Regions from separate parts of the Homo sapiens genome. Here region 1 is linked to region 2. Evidence: chromatin contacts called from ENCODE Hi-C data. All regions are on one chromosome and are shown on one strand. Each heading gives the region's core, a stretch centred on a gene start or an enhancer-like site at or near the end of the contact. The rest is flanking DNA. Distances are from core to core; before and after follow the strand shown.

What was found. A loop is a pair of places that touch in the nucleus more often than their neighbours do. Pooled maps may share reads with other maps.
Region 1: a loop to region 2 is called in a map with no recorded cell type, with 2.2 times the contacts of the local background. The contact joins two enhancer-like sites. A Hi-C loop is called at or near these places in 4 of 37 single-sample maps with no recorded cell type and 2 of 50 pooled maps.

What each region holds. Positions count from the first base shown.
Region 1 is chr7:126,656,497-126,659,220 of GRCh38, reverse strand. All of the region lies in intron 7 of GRM8 (glutamate metabotropic receptor 8), which reads left to right. Among named protein-coding and RNA genes, the nearest start is that of MIR592, 400 kb to the left of the region's middle. RefSeq lists enhancers at 960-1,009, 1,190-1,239, 1,550-1,619. Within about 2 kb of position 1,365, at least 2 of the 41 ENCODE cell types and tissues checked have a DNase peak (open chromatin) inside an H3K27ac peak, as active enhancers do.
Region 2 is chr7:126,573,518-126,576,422 of GRCh38, reverse strand. The region is part of intron 8 of GRM8 (glutamate metabotropic receptor 8); the gene reads left to right. Among named protein-coding and RNA genes, the nearest start is that of MIR592, 480 kb to the left of the region's middle. RefSeq lists an enhancer at 1,078-2,277. Within about 2 kb of position 1,527, at least 2 of the 41 ENCODE cell types and tissues checked have a DNase peak (open chromatin) inside an H3K27ac peak, as active enhancers do.

The sequences.
Region 1 (2,724 bases), core at 116-2,615, 83 kb before region 2:
TGGTGGGAAAAATTATAGAAAGATGGAAACATTCCTGGAAGGCTGGGAGGTTTTGCAGAAGCTTTGGGAAAGGATTGGGCTGAAGGCAGCTGAATTCTCTAAGAGTAGATAACAAGGAAGTGTAAGAGAATTGATCAAGGTAAGTTAGTTTACTTAGGCCTCTGAACCTGGGGGCGGGGCGGGGGGCGGGGCGCAACCATATTAATTACCTACAAGTGTGTTGCCTCAAGGCCTTTGTCTTTATATCTGTACTGAATAAATGACTGTAGCGGCCGCTTGTCAAGGCTGCGGCCTCTGTGACTCTTTACGGCATCCTCCTTGATGTCTGTGAGTGGCTCGGTCCCCTAGCCGCGCGGCCAGGCAAAACACCTGTGTCTGTGTACGTTTTTTCATCTGTCATTTGGCCAGGGTCTGCTGGGCGGGCCCGGCAGAAGACGAAGAGGATTTTTTTTCCAATCTAATATTGGGATTTCTGGTCTTCCTTCTTTACATAAAGTATATTCCTCCATTCCAGTTCCTTAGAGCACATACATCATCCCTGGTTCCCTGGTGTAAAAAGTTGAAGTATTTTGCTCCAGTTGATCTAGAATGTGGTCTTCTTATAAACTGTTAACAGATAAACCCAATGCCACAGGATTCATCTTGGACCAGGTTGCAGTATTGAGTGGACTGTGGACATAGATAACAGGTGATACATGTGCCTCACATTTATCATCCCCAAACTTCTTGGATTCGATGCTCTCTTAGGCTCCTTCCAAGACTGCCAGTTTTAGATCCTATTCTCTGCTCATCCAGTCCTACTCATTGGTTCCAATCACTAGTTCTGTTCTTTGTAAATCATTTTGCTTTCTCCCTCAAGTATAAGGCCAGGCCATTTTCTTTATCTTCTCTTTGGTCTCTGGAGAAGCATGACTTTATTCTTTTTGGAATTTGAGTTCACCAACATTTAGCTTCTGTTCAGAACTGCTTTCCATGACTCTGGGAGCCATAACTCAGCTCATGGCTGATGGACTGTTGTTGGAAATGTGTGGCCTCAGCATATGTTATGCCATCAACTTCACTCAGCTGAATCTCACCTGTTCTTTCTGCCTACTTCTCTTTATTTATTTTTCCTGTTTCCCCTTTTGAACTCATATGACTTTTAAAAGCTCTAGTTCCATTAAATTCTTTCCCAGCGGCTCAGGCCATTCCAGCCAACACATCATCAGCTGCAGGCTGTTGTTTCTTCTTTAAAAATTAATATAACCGTTAGCATCTCTTTACTTAATTTTAGTTTGTCGTTTCCGGCTTTAGAGAACACAAATCTATAATGAGGATTAGGGAGGAGCTCCCCCTATGCATACACAGGCCACAGGCCTTCTTTCCTGCACGCTTTAAATCACTCAGCGGAGGCTCCTCCTCTGTGGGTTTCCCCACTCACTCCACCCCCACCACAATAGCTCACTAATTAAACAACTGAATTCAAAGGTTCAAGTACATTCCCAGCATACACACTATGTCATTAGGTTTATGCAAACAAAGTAGTTTTACTGAATTTATACTTTTGACCTGTTATGTTTAGGCAAACACTTTCTTCCTAAAGCCTGCAGACTCTGGAGTTCAGAAGTTCTGAAATTCACAGAAGCTGAGAGTGATAGAAGCTTGGAACTATTATACATGCCCTCTGATTTCAAAGTTTATGTTCCTAAAGCATTGATTGCCCTAATAATTAGTAAACGTTAGAAATTTATATTTGGTTTACTAATGCTGTGTAATTGTTATCTTGTTTGTAAATTGGAATTGTATGTGACTTTTTTGGGGGGGGGTTGTTTTTACTGCTAAGAAAATATGTCAGTGTCCACTGCTCTATTAGGTTGGTACAAGAGTATTTGCGGTTTTCACCACAATTAAAAACCACAATTACTTTTGCACCAATGTAATATTTAATGTCAAGCAAGTAACTTAAGCTCATTTTTCCTTTCTAAAAGGTTATTTTTGTGTGTACAGGCACAACCTGACTTGATCTCGTAACTTAAGCTCATTTTTCCTTTCTAAAAGGTTATTTTTGTGTGTACAGGCACAACCTGACTTGATCTCTGTGATTCCATATTAATTTCCCTATGCCTTATTTTCCTCACCTAAAAAAATGAAGACAGTACCTCATGGATTTCTCTTGAAGAATAAATAATAGAAACCATTGTAGCACTCAGTAAATATAAATTGCTGTACGAACATTACTAAATCACAGCCATTGTGCTGTCTACATAAGCACTTTTCATTTGGGTTCCTTGCTAATGCATTAATCTGTTGCCAGAGGTAAGACCCTGCAACCGATGTCAGAAGTGGATGAATTTGTTTCCCTGAATATGCCTAGCTTTTAAAGGCTATGCTTACTGATGAGAGGCATAACTTTTTATTATTATTATTATTAATGATAAACACAGCTACTCTGTGAACACAAGCATCTCCAACATGCAGAAATAACCCCTCTCTGTCCAACTGTTAACTCTGATCTTCTTTTAGTGGCTGTGGTTCTGTTTGGTAGGTCTTTTGTTTTTTTATTTTTTTATTTTTGAGACAGAGTCTTGCTTTGTCATCTAGGCTAGAGTGCAGTGGCACAATCTCGGCTCACTGCAGCTTCCGCCTCCCAGGTTCAAGCGATTCTCCTGCCTCAGCCTCCTGAGCAGCTTGGGATTACAGGCACGTGCCACCAAACCTGGCTAATTTTTGTATTTTTAGTAGAAA
Region 2 (2,905 bases), core at 278-2,777:
TAGTTCCAGTTACTTGGGGGACTGAGGTGGGAGGATCACTTGAGGCCAGGAGGTGGAGGTTGCAGTGGGTGGAGATCACATCGCTGCACTCCAACCTGGGTGACAGAGTGAGACCCTGCCTCAAAAAACAAAACAAAAAACCAAAACAGAACAATACAAAAAGTTGGGGAAAATGACTTTTTGTTTGCTCTGTGCTGTGAATTGAGTCTTCTTTTGCCATTTGTGAGTGACATCAAGAAATATTTTAATCACTTCTCAAAATGTTGGTGAGAATTTAGTTTTTAAATATTACATAATGCTGGGCCCTGTCTACATGGGGCATTGACTTTGCAGATGTTAAACATATTTACAGATGAGGAAACCAAAGCTCAGAGACTAGAAAGGGCTTACTCATGACTCTCCAGCTATAGCATTTGACCAATACTAAAGCTGTTTGCATTACACAGTGGTTGCCTCCATCAGCCTCCATCATGTTTCTTGTTAGTAACCATTCTGGGAGAAGAGTGGATGAGAGCTAATAATTGGGTGATGAGAGAAATATATTTGGGTTCAAGACCAAAAATTGCACTTGGAAGTTAAGTTCTCAAAATAAGAGAGACACAAATATAAGAAAGAAAGCAAAACTCATTATACTGCCTTAGGAAATACAATTTTTTTTTAGGGGTTGGCATCTCACAAATGCGAGAGTATCACAGGCTTACAATTTCAAAAAACAGTGTGTATGTAAACAAGGATAATGTTTCTGAGTTCCACATTGACATCTGATTATTCAATTATGTTGGTTTGGTTAAATTTTTTTTCTTACCTTAAGTTCAAAGATACAACTCATGAGTCAAGTAGCAGATTTTATTTTATTCCCTATAGCAGCGGTCCCCAACATTTTTGGGACCAGGGACTGGTTTCATAGAAGACAGTTTTTCCATGGACTTGGGGTGAGAGGGATGGTTTCAGGATGATTTAAGTGCATTACATTTATTATGTGCTTTATTTCTATTATTATTATAATACATTGTAATATATAATGAAATAATTATACAACTCACCATAATGTAGAATCAGTGGGAGCCCTGAGCTTATTTTCCTGCAACTACAGAGTTCCATCTGGGGGTGATGGGAGACAGTGACATATCATCAGGCATTAGATTCTCATAACAAGTATGCATCCTAGATCCCTTGCATGCTCAGTTCACAATAGGGCTCACACTCCTATGAGAATCTGATGCCTGTGCCGATCTGACAGGAGGCAGAACTCAGGCAGTAATGCTTGTGCTGCTCACCTCCTGCTACGCAGCCCAGTTCCTAACAGGCCACAAACCGGTACCAGTCTATGGCCTGGGGGCTGGGAACCCCTGCCCTAGAGGATCTGTTGTCTACCCTTATAGTATATGGTTGCTCAAAGTTAACTGAGGGAAAAGGAATCACCAGAGAATTCGAGCCAGTTCTGAGACAGAGCTTGGAATTCAATAGGGCTGACAGAAGACTGTGAGTCATGTTATACTACCCTTGCCTAATAGAGTCAGTATTCATCAGGGAACCTCTTCACAGGAAGTGCTGAGTCCACACCTTAACAGTCAGGTCGATCAATGGTATCAGATAGTAGATGTAGTCTTGGGGCCAGTCTGCAAAACAGTCTAAAAAAAATTAAAAGGAGCCTGTTTCTAAAAAAAATAGTACAGTGTATTCTGTGAGTGTCTAATTAAAAAGAAAATGAAAAAGAAGTGGAATGTTAGTTGCCTTGGGGGATTTCAGATCACAAAGCACTCAAAGACTTAACTCTGTAGAAAAAAAGCAAAGTGAAGAGAGAGTTGGAAAACACATCTGAAGATTCAGGTAGTAAGATTTCAAACCTCAGTCCTGAAGATGTAGCTTCATCACTGACCGTATAATAGGTGGGAAAATCCCTAACTCCTTAGAGATGACACATCCAGCATTGGAATGTGTTATGATGAATACATGGTTTTCCAAATTCATCACATTCTTTTTTAATATCCCTTTAGTCTCTGTTTACAGACTTACTGGACTGCTTGCCAAGCCTGCAGTCAGTCATGCTGGAACTCTCTAAGGTTATCTAAGAGCTGTATTATATTCCAGCCAAAATCAGTGGAGTTGCTTATCTCCCACATTGATGAGGAGTTCAATGTTCTGCCAGTAACTATAGTAATGGTTTTGATGTAATGGTATATTTATTAAACCAATAGCTATGGTTCAGTGTTGGAACATTGAACAAGCCTCATTGGCTGAAGCCAGAAATGTGCATTTCTTCTCCAGGGTAGGTGGGTGATGGTAACAGTGTCATTTAAAATGGTGTTTTAAGTTTTACTTCTTAATTTCTTTTGAAGTTTTTATTTTAGAAGATTGCTTTAAGTCAAAAGCAAGAATATCTGATTTCACTTCTCCAGACCTTTGGACCTCCTTAGAGAGGCAACCTTTTTGAATTGTTTGCAGTATTTTTGTTAATAACTACAAGTATTATACCTCAACTTCTTCATCTATTAGGTTATTTTCTGAGAATGTGATAAGAAAGGTTGGAATTTGAGGATGGGCATGGTGGCTCATGCCTGTAATCCCAGCACTTTGGGAAGCCAAGGTGGATGGATCACCTGACTCTCAGGAGTTTGAGACCAGCCTGAGCAACATGGTGAAACCCTGTCTCTACTAAAAATTCAAAAATTAGCCAGGCATGGTGGCACACTCCCTGTAGTCCAAGCTACTTGAGAGGCTGAGGAAGGAGAATCACTTGAACCCGGGAGGCGGACGTTGCAATGAGCCGAGATAATGCCACTGAATTCTAGTCTCAGTGATAGAGTGAGACTCTGTCTCAAAAAAAAAAAATTAAAAAATAAATAAAATGAAATAAAGGTAAGAATTTGTTTACTTTTGCTGTCTTTTATACCCTCTTCCCTCC